2 separate regions of the Homo sapiens genome follow, and region 1 is linked to region 2. The links are chromatin loops, found by intact Hi-C in ENCODE. Cell type or tissue: OCI-LY7. All regions are shown on one strand. Each heading gives the region's core, and the rest is flanking DNA. Links, peaks and the distances in the headings are about the cores only.

Region 1 (8,329 bases), core at 162-8,161, 62 kb before region 2:
CCTTATAACATGTCCCTATCATTCTTTGAGAACTTTACTTTCTGATACAAAAGATTCTCCAAGTCCATTCTGTATTTTCCCTACTCCACTCCTGGAGTCTGTTTTCTCTGAGACACCATGGTTTCTTTTAGTGGGGAATGCTATTTTGAAACCCAGATCTGGGCCTTAGGTGATTTGTTTTTTGTTTTTGGTTATTTTTGGACAGAGATTTGGACAGGTAGTGTTATTGCGATATGAAAACTACTAAAGTTCTGATTTAATATCTACTTTGAAAACAAAACTGGTCTCGGCAGCTTTGAGGTGCTGTCTTCTGCATTTGTACCTTGGTCTGTTGGCATAGCTCACTTTTCCATTGCAGGTGTCCTTTTGCAAGTCTTCTAGCCTTTGAGTTCATGACAGCCACTGACAGTTCACCCTGTTCCTGGTGTGGACCCCTGTGCAAGGTGAATGTTCCACTCTCGAGAGGTAGCGTGGATCCTTCACTTCTCTGAACCCTGTTTTCCCTGAAACATACCTGGGGTGACCACCAGACCTCATTACATAAGGCTGTTTTCTCCCACCTGGGTACAGCTTTTACCAGCTCCCTAAATTACATGGTTTTCCTGTTTGCACCTGGAGTGTACTTTTGTAGTATATTTATTATTATTTTTTTAATTTTTAATTTTTGTGGGTATATAGTAGGTGTCTGTATTTATGGAGTACACGAGATATTTTGATACAGGCATATAGTGTGTAATAGTCATGTCAGGGTATGTAGTAGATTTACTTATATGCATGGGTGTTGGTGTTGGAGGCTTCCTCAAGTAGGTAAACAACCTTTGTTATTTATTCTGAAAGGAATTTCAGCAACTCTGAAAAAGCTCTAAAACCTGGATGGCTGCCATAGCACTGCTGGAGAGAAGTAGTAGGAAAGAAAAGCTGAATCACAGGGATGATTAGAAATTGGCGATAAATCCTAACTGCAGCTTAAATGAATATTGTATAGGTTAGGTTTTGCTATATTGCCATATTCATTGATCAGCAAAAACAGTAGAGCTTTATGTTTGTCCAGTGACTTAGGAAATTGTGGCAATTATATTATACTCCGCTGATAAAATTGAGGATGTTACCAGCTTGAATATAAATTACTAAAGTGAGAGCAAACCATTTTCAATGTTCTGTAAAACAGAGTAATACTGATCTGCCTAGGTAAATTTTTTTCCCTAGGAGCTTCTGATGAAAAATTGTAGCAAAGGCAGAGAGTAGCAATGAAATGATAGAGCGGATGCTGGGATTGAAATGTGTTTCCTCTTTCAGTCTACTTTTTAAAAAGGGGTTTATTTTTCAATAAAAGAAGTTTGCATTGGGGGAAGGGGACAAAAACAATTATTTTCAGTTTCTGTACTAAGTTAACTGTGATTAACATTTTGGGGTATAGATGAACATTTTTTTCTTTGGATACACATGGAAATGTATATACTTTTAAATGTTTTTTCCCTAACTGTGATGATACAACGTATGCTCCTCTGTTTAAAGTTCTGTTTATTTTTATTTGGCATTTATTGAGCTTTTATTATCATGTGCTACTTTTAGGGATACATACATCTTTGAATAAAAGATAAGGTTGGGAGAAAAAAAAAAGATAAAGTTGGCCTTAAGTAACTAGCCTGAAGAAGGGGTTAGAGATACGCAGTGGGTTTCCTTTTGTTTGTTTGTTCAATGATTTTAAAAATTATTAAACCACCATGGAAAAATGTCCATGTTAAATATACACATAAGCCATATTTCTTGTAACCCCATACTATTCTGTTGTATATATGTATCATCATTTAATTAATTCCCTCTCGATGGACATTTAGGTTTGTTCTAGTTTTTTGATATTAATAACACTAATGAATATTTTAATTCACTTGCCTAGTTATTTCCTTAGGGTGTGTATCTTTTTCTTTTTTTCTTTTTCTTTTTAAGACAGGGTCGCCGTCACCCAGGCTGGAGTGCAGTGGCGCGATCTTGGCTGACTGCGGCCTTGGTCCTGCGTGTCCCCCTTTCCACCCTGCAGCTGAGATTACAGGCATTCGCCACCACGCCTGGCTCATTTTTACTATTTCTAGTAGAGATGGGGTTTCCCCATGTTGGCCAGGCTGGTCTTGAACTCCTAACCTCAAGTGATCCACCTGCCTCAGCCTCATAAAGTGCTGGGATTACAGGCATGAGCCCCTGCGTCCAGACATCCTTAGGGTATCTTTTTAGAACTGGAATTGTTGAATCAAAGAGTACTGTTAAAAGATATATATATATATTTTTAGGCCAGGCCTGGTGGCTTATGCCTGTAATCACAGCACTTTGGGAGGCTGGGATGGGAGGATCATTTGAGATCAGGAGTTCAAGACCAGCCTGACCAACACGGTGAAACCCCGTCTCTACTAAAAATAGTAAAAATTAGCTGGGTGTGGTGGCGAACGCCTGTAATGTCAGTTACTCAGGAGGCTGAAGCAGAAGAATTGCTTGAACCTGGGAGGCAGAGGATGCAGTGAGCCAAGATTGTGCCACTGTACTCCAGCCTGGGTGATGGTGTGAGACTCCATCTTAAAAAAAAAAGTTAAATTTTAGAATTTAGTTTGTTTTCAAATTCAGTGGTGTTCTTTTTTGATTTTTAGAGATCGAACAGATTGATTCAGTCATGGAATAGCTGAAGATTAGTGGCATTTAATTTTATGGTTTAGCATGGAATTAATTATTTTATTAAATTTTTGGCATTTCCGAAAAGGTTTTGATTTTAAACTTTAATTCTGAAATATTACACCAAGCATCCTGAAGAGATGAGACATAATGTGATGGTTGCTCATATGCTCACCCTCCTGATTTCAGTTCTTCAGTGTTCTGTCATGTTTGCTTCATCTCCATCTTTTTTTTTTTCTGAGACGGAGTCTCTTGCCCAGGCTGGAGTGCAGTGGCATGATCTCGGCTCACTGCAACCTCAGCCTCCTGAGTAGCTGGAATTACAGGTGCATGCCACCATGCCTGGCTAATTTTTGTATTTTTAGTAGAGGTGGGGTGTCACCATGCTGGCCAGGCTGGTCTCAGTTCTTTTGCAACATTTACATGCATCTATAAACAATGTTTTTGTGTTTTAAAATTTACATTAATGGCATCATACTGTACCTGACCTTTTACAGCTTGCTTTTACTTTACATCATTTTTTAGTTTATCCAAGGTGTTGTATAGATTGAGTTAAAGGTTGTATTTCTGACCAGGCGCAGTGGCTCACGCCTGTAATCCCAACACTTGGGGAGGCCGAGGCCGGGGTGGATCACAAGGTCAGTAGATCGAGACCATCCTGGCTAACATGGTGAAAACCCGTCTCTCTACTAAAAATACAAAAAAATTAGACGGGCGTGGTGGCACGTGCCTGTAGTCCCAGCTACTTGGGAGGCTGAGGCAGGAGAATCACTTGAACCCGGGAGGCAGAGTTTGTAGTGAGCTGAGATTGCGCCACTGCACTCCAGCCTGGGCAGCAGAGCGAGACTCCATCTCAAAAAAAAAAAAAAAAATAGTTGTTGTGTTTCTATAGAATATAGATTAGTAGTGAAATTGCTGCTTTAAATTTTTTTGATGTTGCAGTTGCACATTTAAAAGTGAGGTTTTACAAATTAAAGTGCATTAACTGTTGCTTAAATATACATTGCTTTATGAGTATGGTTGAATAGTTCGTATAAAACTAGTTCCTCAAGACTTCACTAACATTAACATCAATAGTGCCTACCAGGTGTCAGTTTCTGTTTTTATTTTAAACAACAAACCCACATGTGGAACAATAGTTTCTGTTCTAAGCTTTTCTTGTTGTATAGATTATGTCATTTAGTCCCCACAAGATAAAGAAACCGAGGGACAGAAAGGTTAAGTAACTTGGCTAAGGTTACTCTGCTAGTAAATGACAGTGCTGAGATTGAACCCTAGCATTCAACCCTGCATATACTTTTCCTTTAGCATCCACTTTTGTTGCTTTTTGTCATAAATGAACAAAAACAGCCTAGTTAATTCAGAATAATCACATTAAACCATGTGAGTTGGTGGTTGGATGTCAGAATTGAAGTAATTTCTACTTAGATTGAGTATCAGGGTTGTTCATTCTCGTAGAGGCAGATTCTAGCTTACTGTTGGTATTTTTGCTATTTTTAAGCAATGCTTTTAAGTCTCGTTGATTGCTAAAGCCTGTTTGCAGGTACTGCCTCCCCTAGAGCCTTTGGGGTCCTCAAGGGTAAGCAGCATGTCAGGCTCACTTTCGCAATCCTGCTTCAGTGTCACATTGAGCTGTGTGATCCCAAAGTCCCTGTGCTAGCAGTGCTGAGAAACCTGACTGCCATTTGTAATGCAGTTTTCATGTGGGGGGACTGTTACACTGCTACAGCTTGTCATGTCAGGAGCCCATCTTCCCCTACTTACACATCAGCAACTCCCTTTCTCTTACCACTGGGGCGGTAGAAAGACTGACTTCAGTGCTTGCGCCCGAGGCCCAAGGCAGAGGATCCTGAGAGACTCATCCATGATGGCGAGGCTGGGTGGGTCTGTGTAGACTTCCCACTAGCTGGGCCCTAAGCCCTTTCTTAGACCACATTACTTTCTCATGATATTTTCAGGGTTTTCCCCCCTTAACCTCAGAGGTTAGTCTGCCAGCTGCATCTTCCTGCCACTGCTTCCTGCATCTCTTCCTGGGCTAAGCACCCTTCTCGCCCTCTCTTCCTCTCCCTCTACACTGTGTGGAGCACATGGCAGACGTATGCCCAGTGTAGATTACTGAGCCTTACCTTACACTACTGATCAGAGTCTTGGGGTGATCATCCAGTGATGTGTTGTATATTTCTAACTTTTTATTGTGGCAAATTACAAACATGGCCAAACAAGAGACGATGATACCGTTCACCCTCACGTACTGGTTGCCCAGCTTTGTAACCACCATCAGTTCATGAGCCACTCTTCCACCTTCTATAGGCCCACTCCCTCACAACCCTGATTATTTGGAAACAAATCACATACCATCTTTTCCCTGTAAATAAACAGCTATGTGTATCTTTCTCCCGACTTTTTGGGACAAGTTTTAGAAAATGTAATAGTGAATATCTCTGTACCCTTTACCTAGATTCTCCAGTTTTACCTGATGTTTTTCTCTCTCTGCATCTTATATGTATATTTTTGTGTTGCTAAACCATTTGAAAGTAAGTTGGGATATCACGACAGTTCATTTCTAAGTATTTCAGCTGGTTTCTCCTAAGAGCCAGGGACATTCTTCTATATATAATGACAATACAGTTGTCATGTTTGGAAATTTTCCTAAGTGTCCAACTAGTGTTTTTTATAGCTTCCTTTTTAAAAGGATCACATACTACATTTCATCTAGGATAGTTCCCTAGTCTTTCTTTAGAAACAAAAACTTTCATGACAATGATATTTTTTAAGAGTCCATGCCATTTGTTTAATGTAATGTCCCTGAGTTTGGATTTGTCTTAGTGTTTTAGCATGATTAGATTCAAATGATAATATATTTTGGCAGAAATACTGTGTAGGTGATATATTATTTTTAGGACATCACACACACCAGTTTGCTCGTTATCAGTGGTGTTAAATTGGTTATCTGGCTGAGGTAGTTTGCCAAGGCTTCCCACCGTAAAGACACCTTTGCCCCTTTGTAATTAATCATTGATTATTCTTACTGGATTCAATTATTACATCATGTTTTGTCTAAAGATTCATCTGTACTTGAGTAGAACACCTGGTTTTAGTTTCTTGGGCATTTGATTACAGAGGTGTGGGCAGGAATAAGGAAGGCAGAGCCATGTGGGGAGAGTAGCTGTGTGTGTCTGAGGCGGGCATGGAGGTGATCCTATTATATTCCCCGTCACGTGTTGCTGTAGCCCTGCAGTGGGACTGCAGTCAGGGGGCTTTTAAAAGGTCCCTGGCATCATGGCTCTGACAGATTGGTGAGTTCTTGTGGCTGCTTGGCTAGAACTGTACCATCCAGTCAGCCTTTGAAGGTACGAGATGTGCATCTGCTCGTATACATGAGACTGCTCCTGGCTGTGTAGACTATCATCATAAACTTCAGTGAGGGGCATTTTCACCTTGAAATCATGGTCAGATCCGCTCTGACAAAGATTCTCTTTTCCAGTGGGTGAATTTGTAAGTGATGTCCTGCTAGTTCCAGAAAAGTGCCAGTTTTTCCACAAAGAGCGGATGGAGGTGTGTGAGAATCACCAGCACTGGCACACGGTAGTCAAAGAGGTAAGAGAACTCGGGGGGAAAGTCAGCTGCTGTTGTATCTGTTAGGAGGGAAGTAGCACTTTTCTCCAAATCTCACCATGCTTTTAAGTTAGTTATGTTTCCCCCATTATCTCCTTAAGGTTTACAATTACTTCTGTCTTATAAGTTAGAAATATTTGGGAGAGAAGTAGGTATTTGTGTAGGAGAGCTCAGTGTTGACAGTCAGCTCCTGAAGTTGAGGATGTTAAGGAGGTGGCTGAGCGAGAATACTGTATGCTGCTGGTGAGGCTCCCAGGAAACCATCCTAACCCTAAGGCCGGCATGGAAATCGCCAGTGATAGAAAATATAGGTCTGGACATATGCACAGGCAGGACTGCATGCCATCTCACTTTTCTGGTGGCAAGAAGTACCCTTTCTTGTCTTCTGTAATTAGGCTGGCTCTGCTCTTTGGTCAGTAATCTTCCTTTGGTCAAATACTGAAGTAGTGCTTGCACCAGTGGTGAGTATCTATTAACATTGACCACCTTATCTGGCTTTAGTCATTATTAGAAAAAAATGCTCTCTTCCTGACTTTTTTCCACATTTGGGATTTCAGTATTTTTGGACCAGATCATGTTTCCCCATTGTAAATTAAAATTTATAAATCTTACAATAATATTATTACAATTTTTTTTTGACAGAAAATGTATGTGTTCATAAGAGAAAGCATTGCTAAGTGATTTGATAAGGGTTTATTTTGGAGGGTAGAGATCGGAGTGTATTTGACCACGTTTACTCTGGAGTATGTTCTGATGTGGCCTGTGGGTTTCTTTTAGGCATGTCTGACTCAGGGAATGACCTTATATAGCTACGGCATGCTGCTCCCATGTGGGGTAGACCAGTTCCATGGCACTGAATATGTGTGCTGCCCTCAGACAAAGATTATTGGATCTGTGTCAAAAGAAGAGGAAGAGGAAGATGAAGAGGAAGAGGAAGAGGAAGATGAAGAGGAAGACTATGATGTTTATAAAAGGTAACTCTTCTACTTTGAACTGTGAAGTCGTTTTGCCTTTTTGTTAGCCCTTCTGTAAAGACGGCTGTTGGCTGCTAGTCCCTCACTTCTGGATAAACTGGGCATTCCTTTGTTCTGCTAGAGTTGATTAAGCTTGCATTTCATTCTAGCCATTGCCAATCACAGGAGTACCTGTGATTTTTGTGTTTACATCATTCTGAGCTGTTATTTTCTGCAGGTTACTATGATATTTTTTAAGAGTCCGTGTCATTTGTTTAACATAATATCCCTGAATTTGGATTTGTCTTATTGTTGTATCATGATTAGATTCAAATGTTCACAAATACTTCCCGTTTGCTGATGTAGCTGGGCCCCAGGGCTTAGTGGCACGGTGAAATGTGCGTTGAGCTTATTTCCTGCCTCTGTTTTTGTGTTTCAGAATAGAGAAGGGACCCATTGTTGTGCTTTGCACATAGGAGCTATTAACCTTCCTTTTTTTCTATTTTGGCCTTCAGTGAATTTCCTACTGAAGCAGATCTGGAAGACTTCACAGAAGCAGCTGTGGATGAGGATGATGAGGATGAGGAAGAAGGGGAGGAAGTGGTGGAGGACCGAGATTACTACTATGACACCTTCAAAGGAGATGACTACAATGAGGAGAATCCTACTGAACCCGGCAGCGACGGCACCATGTCAGACAAGGAAATTACTCATGATGTCAAAGGTAACCCCATGTAGAGCCATGGCTTTGAAATCCATGTGGTAATTATTCACTTAGACTTTTGCATTGCGTCTGTCACAGGTAAGTCAGTCACAGAAGGAAAGGTGTGGTACCTCTGCACTGAAGGTGAGTTCAGCTCTCCAGTGCAGTGATGGGATGGTGCCGTCTTAACAAAGTGGGCAGGCAGGCACATCCAGGGAGAGATGTAGGATTGAATTAGAGAACGGGGACTAGAGAGTAAGAGAGACAACGTAGTCCGCCCTTCAGCAGGATTCTTCCACATTCATCCTAAAATGTTCCCTCCCCAAGGGGAGCTCCCCTCTTCGATACCACTCAAGTTCTGGCCTCCTAGAATAGAAATGGTTTTCTTGGTTTTTCTTTT
Region 2 (8,329 bases), core at 155-8,154:
GGGATGGGATTTCACCGTGTTAGCCAAGATGATCTCGATCTCCTGACCTCGTGATCCACCTGCCTTGGCCTCCCAGAGTGCTGGGATTACAGGCATGAGCCACCGTGCCTGGCGGGGCTTAACATTTTTAGGGTCCTCAAGTCTGACTGTACATCCTCAGGGGGTCATACAGGGAGTCTTTCTGACTTCCAACTCTATTTGGGCAATGGTTCGATTTCCCACCTTAGCCAACCGGATGAGTAGGGGTTATGCAATAATTGGCTTCCTCTTCTTTCAGCCGAGTTAAAAATTTGTTTTTAGGCCGGGCGCGGTGGCTCACGCCTGTAATCCCAGCACTTTGGGAGGCTGAGGTGGGCAGATCACGAGTTCAAGAGATCAAGACCATCCTGGCAAACATGGTGAAACCCTGTCTGTACTAAAAATACAAAAATTAGCCAGGTGCGGTGGCAGGTGCCTGTAATCCCAGCTACTCGGGAGGCTGAGGCAGGAGAACCGCTTGAACCTGGGAGGTGGAGGTTGTGGTGAGCCGATATGGCGCCATTGCACTCCAGCCTGGGCGACAAGAGCGAAACTCCGTCTCAAAAACAAAAAATTTTTTTGTTTTGCCAACTGCCATCTCCTAAGTTGAGACCATGCTTGCTATGAGCCTTTCTGGCCCCACTAGCTTCCTAGCCTGGCATCAGCCGAGACCTTGTCAGCTCTTGGAGCTACAGGACCTGGGTAAAGAACCTCATCACCTGAGGTTTTCCTCAGGGAGCTAGACTTTCAAGGTGAAGTGAGATGACGTCTCTTTTTGAAGAGGGTGGCAGTTTGTTTTTTCAAACGGCTTGATTTCTAATTTAAGTTTTAGTGGAGGCTTTCGCCTTAGCATCGACTATACCACCTATGCCCAGTAAGCTGACTGTGCCAATTCTCATGAGCGGTGCGAGGTCCTAACCGGGTCCATGCACCTTTGTGTCTTTCCACAAGGTCAGACTTATTGATGTGACTTCAATCACACAAGGCGCGAGCCGCATGGAGTTCCCAAAGAGACAGCTCTCCTTAGTACTTCCTGTTCACTCCGTAGTCAGAGCCTCAGGCACACAGGCTCAAACCACTCCAGTCAATATTGCAAACTATACATAATAATATTCTTAACCAATATATAAAAGTATAAACATTCCACATCAAAGTAACATTTAACATCAAGAGAAAGGGGATAGGAAAAAGGGTTTAACAAACCAGTCCAGGAAGAGCCACGAAGATAAAAAGAGTCTCCTGGTGTGAGCTGGGTCATTTGTCGGTCTTGCCGGGAAGAGTTTCTGATGTTGGCAGAGCCTTCGTTGGCAGATGCTGGGTGCTTATCACGAATGACAGCAAAATGGTGTCAGTGAAGAGGGCATCTTGAGGTGCCGAAGTCCTGCTCTTTTTAAGATGAAGTCTTTTTCTAAGATGGCGTTACTTATGTCAAGGGTGCTCTGTACAAGGCTCCTGGTCCCTTGGGCTGCGTGGGGAGGGCCCTGGGCAGTGCTGGGAGTTGGGACGGGACTTGAAACCTGCAGGAGCTGGCTGCTCCCTGGCAGAGAACCGCTGGGTTTCTGTGTTGACAACGTCCTCACAGCTGGGCTGAGTCAGGTCCTGGGGGACTTTCCTTCAGGCTGTAACCAGGTGTGGGGACTTGTGGTTTACTTCCTTCAGTGGGAGTTCTTGGCCGTGGGTCAGCTTTGTGTTCCCCTGATGGGCTGGGGTTACAGATCTACAGATATTTCTGGATCTTCCTTGGGGCCCTGCAGCCCCACCTGTTTTCCAGCAGCTCCTTCTGGCGGGGCGGCTGAGGGCGGCGACGGGTCAAAGGGAAAGGTGGGCGGGCCGGGGTTTTGGGGTGTCTGCCAGCAGCTGGCTGGGTCTGCAGCTGGCCCTGTGCTCTCCCAGGAGGAGCTGGAGTGTGTATTTCTGGGAAAAGTGATAGCCTCAGGGACTTCTGGGATGATGCTTATAACCAATTGTGGGAGGGTCCCCAGGGCGTGGAAGCAAAGTTCGACCTGGCACAGCAGCTTCCCTTCATCCCAGGTGGTTGCTCAAAATAGACCAGCTGAGACTCTAAGCCAGCTTCTCCTCCTGGTGACAGGAAGGGGTGAGCCTCCTGGAAATGGTGGGTGGAGTTTCTCCAACTTTCAGGTTCCCAAGAATGACCTGGAGCACTTGAATAAAAACTTCCACATCCGAGGCCCTGCTCCTGATGCATGACATCAGCACCTCCAGGGAGAGGGGCTTGGGAATCTGGATGTGGAACAAACACTGCATTTGTTTCAGTTGATTGTTATTGTTCTTTTTCATGACCAGACAAGTCCAGGAAATGCTGGGGGTTGCGATCAATGGGAACCATAGGCTTTTGCAGGTTTCGTGAAAATTGGCTTCTAGAGAGATCGATTACCCCTGGTTGGGGAGTGGGTGGGAGGATTCCAGTGTGGCCTTTCTTTTCCTTTCTCATTTGCCCATCGGTCATCCCCAGATAAGCACTCAAGTGTCCTCTTTTATGAGGCCCCGTGCTGGGCCCTGGACTGCCATGGTGGCAGGTGGGGTGAAGTCCCGCCCTCAGGAGCCTGCTGACCGCCTGCTCTGTGCACAGCTGCTGGAGCTTCCCCGGGGCTGCTGATTTAACTGGGGAGGGCCTGTCTATGTGGGGTCCCTCCTAGCCGGAGACAGGTCCCTTTTATGAACAGCAGCCTGATGAAGAGGCCTTCCTGCAACATGCCTCTGGTATCATTCTCAGCTCAGCATTGCCCAGGGGACAAACACAGAGTTTGTTCTTGGCAGTCATTCCCTGCTGTCATCTCAGGTGGGCTTGAGCCGTGCTGGGTTTCCGGGAAATCTGGCCAGGATCCAGCACAACCTTTAGCCAGTCCGGCAGGGAGCGGCCACGAGGTTGTGCTGGCTCGGTCTTTCCCTTGCAAAGGAAGGCATCTTCGACCTGCCACAGAATGCTTTCTTCCCCGGGGAAACCCTTGCAGGTGCTCGGGCTCTACTTTCCTTTCTCGCTTGAACAATTACAGGGATAGTTTATGGTTCTCATGACCCTGGTGGGGGTGATGACATCATGGGATTGAAATCCGTCCCACCTTGGAGTCACCGAGCGTGTCAGTCAAGAGCCTTGGCCACAAATCAGTGGCACTTGGCAGCAGCACACAAATCCAGCCACCCTGTCCTTGTCTCAGGTCTGGGCAGCACAGCTGTGTCCCTAGCTGGTGGCATCGCCCCTGCCCCTTGACCTTGATCTTCAGCCTCAGAAGCAGGCTACCCATTGTCATGTGACTGCCCTTCACGGTCCCTCCCCAGGATTCCAAGGGGCCTCTTGAGGTTTCCAGGTTCAGCCGCTTCCTTCCCAGCAGATCACACCCAACCTTAGCCACATGAGGAACGATCTTTAGAAAGGGTCTGGCCCGAAGCTTCATTTTTCCCTGTCTGCTTTGGTTGGAATCTTGTGTGGCTTTGTGTGCAGTTGGTAGTATTTTTGTTGTTGGTAAGTGTAGGGGCCCTTCCCCATTGCTTTTCTCTAAGGATAACCATGCTCTGAGCAGCCCATGGCAAATTCTGGCTTTGGACTTGTTGGTCCCCAGAGCCAGTGGGGTCGTGGGCCCTGGAGAGTTTGCACTCAGTGGCAGGTCTTAGTGTGTGTTTGAGGAACCAGGAGAGCGTTCCTCTCAGAGGGAGGATTCTCTGGTTGACTCACACAGAGTTTTGTTGGCTCAGCATTTAGCTTTCAGCCCTGGTGAGTTTCTCTGACTTAATGGGAGTAGGCTGGCTGCAAGAATCTTTCCTATATTATCAAATAAAATAGGTCTCTTTTTTGGCCCTCTAGAAATCAGTGTTTTTTTTCTTTTCGTTTTGGAGAGCCCGGCCTTGGGGAGGATATGCATCAGTTGCTCTAGTGTGCCTCAGACAATGAGATAAGATGAAATAGGGCGTGCTCTAGGACCTCTCCACTTCCCCTTCCCGGGTTTCTGGATCTGACCCTTCGCTCCCTGCAGAAAGTTGGGTGAGATGGCAATGGTCCGATCTCATCCCTGCTGGGTGGGATGGCAGTGGTCCCTCTTGGGTGAGATGGTGGTGGTCTGATCTTGTCCCTGCTGGATGGGATGGCGGTGGTCTGATTTTGTCCCTGCTGGGTGGGATGGCGGTGGTCCCTGCTGGGTGGGATGGTGGTGATCTGATCTCGTCCCTGCTGGGTGGGATGGTGGTCTGATCTCGCCCCTGCTGGGTGAGATAGTGGTGGTCCCTGTTAGATCCTGGCCCTTTAGGGTCTGTACCCTGCTTGTCCTGAGCCCTTTATCCCCAACCTCCCGCCTGGAAGTCATTCCTCGTTCCCTTGTCTGAGTGGCCTGGAGCCGAGCTGTGTTTCTGGGTCCTTTGGCCAGGATCTAACTACAGTGGGCCAGCAGGAAGAGGCTGTGATATTTACATGGCCTCTATCTGTGTTTATGGTAAGCAGACACACCTGGCTTCATAGCACCGTTTTATGTGTGCACCTGCAAAGATGTTTACTTTTAAGAAAGAGAGACAGGAGAAGTGAAAGCAGGCGCAGGCATAGGATCTCTCCTGTCGGCTGTGGCCCAGTAGAGAGGTGTTATGCCTACAGTTGTCTAAGTGTCTAAGTGGATGGGAGTTCCCTGAGACCTCCCCCTCCCACCTCCCCCACCCAGGAGTTAAAAGAGCTTTGCTGCTTCACTGACTTTATTAACTTTGTGACCTTGGACAGGCCACTCCCTCTCTTTCATCCTCAGTGTTCTTATCAATAAAACGATGGGATTATGCAACAGTATCTCTGTTACACCTGAAAATGGAGCCAAGAGCTAAGGTTATAAAAGGAAGCAGCCCAGTTACTGATTAGACAGCACTTTTAGGCTGGGTGGAGCCACAGAACTCACACTGCAGGGAGGACAGAGGACCCACCATTGAGCTAGCGCCACTGCTGACAGCCTCGCTCCGTGGCAGAGTCTGGGGTGACCCCTGAGTCAATGCCCTCAGCCACCTTACCCCTTCTCATGGGAGTCTCTGTCTTCTGTTTCCCTGAATCCTTGCTCCCAGAATTCTGGAACCTAACCACACTGGGAGGCAGTAAACCAGGACCAGATTCTGGATCTGCCACCAAGTACTGGGTGACCTTGCAAAATCAGCATTCTTCCCTGCCTTCTTTATATAACACGGGTGATAGCACCAGCCAGTCTTGAATGAGTCACAGGACTGTCATGAAGATCCAGTAAGAAAATGGTTGTGAAATTACCCTGTGAATTGGATATACATCTAAACATGATAAATTATTATTTCATTACATTTCTTTTTTTCTTTGTTTCTTTCTTTCCTTTTTTTTTTTGAGATGAGGTTTTGCTGTCTCTGTCTCGCCCAGGCAGGAGGGCAGTGGCATGACTATGGCTCACTGCAGCCTCAGCCTCCCTGGGTTCAGATCATCCTCCTGCCTCAACCTCCCGAGTAGCCAGGACTACAGGTGCATGCTGCCATGTCTGGCTAGTTTTTTGTATTTCTGTCTTTCTTATCATTCACTGAGCCCTTTGAATTGGGTTTAGCCGTGTTGGCCATGCTGGTCTCGAACTCCTGGGCTCAAGTGATCTGTCCACCTTGGCCTTTCACAGTGCAAGTGTGAGCCACCATGCCTGGCCCTTTTGTTAAATATCTTTTTTTTTTTTTTTGAGACCGAGTCTCACTCTGTTGCCCAGGCTGGAGTGCAGTGGTGTGATCTCGGCTCACTGCAATCTCCGCCTCCCAGGTTCAAGCAACTCTTGTACTTCAGCCTCCCGAATAGCTGGGATAACAGGTGTCCGCCACCACACCTGGCTAATTTTTTATGTTTTTTGTAGAGATGGAGTTTCCCCATGTTGGCCAGGCTGGTCTCGAACTCCTGACCTAGGTGATCCACCCACCTTGGCCTCCAAAAATGCTGGGATTACAGGCATGAGCCACCGCGCCCAGCCACTTTTGTTACTTTTTTTTTTTTTGAAATGGAGTTTCGCTCTTGTTGCCCAGGCTGGAGTGTAATGGCACGATTTTGGCTCACCGCAACCTCTGCCTCCTGGGTTCAAGCGACTCTCCTGCCTCAGCCCCCCGAGTAGCTGGGATTACAGGCGTCCACGACCACGCCTGGCTAATTTTTTTTGTATTTTTAGTAGAGATGGGGTTTCACCACATTGGCCAGGCTGGTCTTGACCTCCTGACCTCAGGTGATCTGCCTGCCTCGGCCTCCCAAAGTGCTGGGATTACAGGCGTGAGCCACCACACCCGGCCTACATTTCTTATACATATATACACATACATGGTCTGTTCAGAGTGTAGCCGAAATCTGTGTTTTCTCATTCTTAAATATGATTAGACTACCAGAGGCCACCAGATGTCTAAAGAAAACCCAGCCTGAAAGGCGAAGTTCCAAAGATAACATAAAAATGTCTAGTTGCAGCTGGGTGCAGTGGTGCACCCTGTAGTCCCAGCTACTCAGGAGGCTGATGCAGGAGGATTGCTTGAGCCAAGAATTCAAGACCAGCCTGGGCAACATAGCAAGACCCTGTATCTTAAAAAAAAAAAAAAAAAAAGATTGCATTGCATCTATAGCTAATTTTGAGAATAGACACCTTAATATTGAATCATCTAATCCATGAACAGCGTATATTGCTCAACTAATTTAGGTCTTTTAGAATTTCTCCCAGCAGTATTTTACATCTTTCAGTGTACAGGTTTTGTGCATTTTTTGTCAGATTTACCTCTAAGTATTTCATATTTTTGAAGCTATTGTAAATGGTGTCTTTTAGTTTTAGTTTCCAGTTTTTCATTGCTGATATGCCAGTACAAAGACAGCTACGGGAGTGTTTCTAGCAGCTCTGTTTGTAATGGCCTGAAATTGGAGACACCCCAAATGTCCATCAATAGGTGAACAGGTAAACACATGTTGTGTGTCCAAACGATGGGATAAATGCAGCAACAACCAAAAGGTATGCACTGCTGGGCACACAGGAACCTGCGTGAGTCTCAGAGGAATCGTGCGGAGTGAAAGAAGCCAGATGGAAGAGTGCATACTGCAGAATTCCATTTACATAAAGCTCTGGGAAAAGCAGCCTGAAGCAGATGAGTGGTTTCTTGGGGACAGGAAATGGATTCAGGGAGGAACATGTGGGAGGGGCCAGGAGGAGATTTTGAAGGAGACGGACACGGGCATCATCTTAGCTGTGGATGGTTTCATGGGTGCATATGGATGCCCAAAATTGTACACTTAAATATATACACTTTATTTTATGCAATAATACCTCAATGAAGCTGCTTTTTAAATTTAATGGAAGGTTTGCAAGAGCAAGTCAAAGAAATTCCCAAAGTAGAACCAAACGCTGAAGAAACGCAAAATACGGGAGAGAAAAGATGACAGCTAGAGGCGTAGAGGATCCATTCTTATCCGTGATCTTCTGAAATGTCATCACAATACAATCTGTTTGGCTATATGTGCTGTTTCATTTGTCTTTCTCACCATTCACTGAGCCCTTTGAATTGGAAGATTTACAACTCTCTTCAGCTCTTGGAAACATCCTTTCAGTATTTCTTTGGTAATGGTCTCTTCTCTGCCAGGCTCAGAAAAGATTGGGCTCAAGTATTCTAGAAGACAGAGGTGAGACAAGAAAGGACATTGTTAGAAATACCCAAATCTCCACCTTGGCCCCAAGCAAAAAGACAAAGGCCCCAGCAGACTCCCACAGTGGATGGGAAAAATAGTCTGGAGAGATTGAATCAAAGAATATGTGGGCTTGAGAACCCCAGGTACAGAGGAAGGCTGTAGAGAGAGGTGAAAAGAAGGGGAATGAGTCTCTTCTCCTACGTGTTCCTGAATGCTAGTGGCTGGGTTTAAATCACTCCAGCCAGGAGATTAGAAAATTATTCTCTGGAGCAATGGAACCATCCACAGGAAGATGTATATAGTCTAACCATTGGGAGTGCCCAGAAAAAAAATCTGTTTAGCCACTCACTTGTGTCCCCGCCAGTGAAGCCAGTTGTGGCAAGGCATGCACACAGAGCTTCCAAACAGCCGCCAGGAGCTTGTTTCTAAATAAAAATAACCACCAAGGATCCCCCAGCATTTGAGGAAAGTCTTCAACATGGAAGAAAAAGTCAAAAACAGAGAAAAGATACTCAATGGAAATATAAAGATGAGAAGGTTTTGCATTCATGGAACAAATACAAGATGCCATGAAAGAGGAAAATTCAAAGAAACAGAAAGCTCTTAGAAATTAAAATTTTGATACCAAAAATGAAAAACTCAATTGAAAGGTTAAAAATAATGAGATGGATAATACAGAGAAAG

What was found. A loop is a pair of places that touch in the nucleus more often than their neighbours do. Peaks named below come from ENCODE experiments on the same cell type or tissue, not always from the same donor. Only the 100,000 strongest peaks of a DNase experiment are listed, where the experiment ranks them.
Region 1: a loop joins it to region 2, with 4 times the contacts of the local background. A loop is called at or near these places in 2 of 110 quality-filtered maps.

Annotation. Positions count from the first base shown.
Region 1 is chr11:130,114,564-130,122,892 of GRCh38, forward strand. It overlaps APLP2 (amyloid beta precursor like protein 2), which reads left to right. Exons shown (of 17, transcript NM_001142276.2): 4 at 6,143-6,255; 5 at 7,051-7,247; 6 at 7,742-7,950. Among named protein-coding and RNA genes, the nearest start is that of ST14, 41 kb to the right of the region's middle. RefSeq lists an enhancer at 4,327-4,406. In OCI-LY7, for the core only: CTCF peaks have their summits at 235 and 3,180; DNase peaks (open chromatin) are centred at 368, 3,768, 4,628 and 7,618; H3K4me3 peaks cover 4,648 bases; H3K27ac peaks cover 7,502 bases.
Region 2 is chr11:130,176,984-130,185,312 of GRCh38, forward strand. The region is part of intron 1 of ST14 (ST14 transmembrane serine protease matriptase); the gene reads left to right. Among named protein-coding and RNA genes, the nearest start is that of ST14, 21 kb to the left of the region's middle. RefSeq lists an enhancer at 3,795-3,854. In OCI-LY7, for the core only: a CTCF peak has its summit at 4,955; DNase peaks (open chromatin) are centred at 1,638, 2,638, 3,058, 4,578 and 2 weaker places; H3K4me3 peaks cover 4,970 bases; H3K27ac peaks cover 7,934 bases.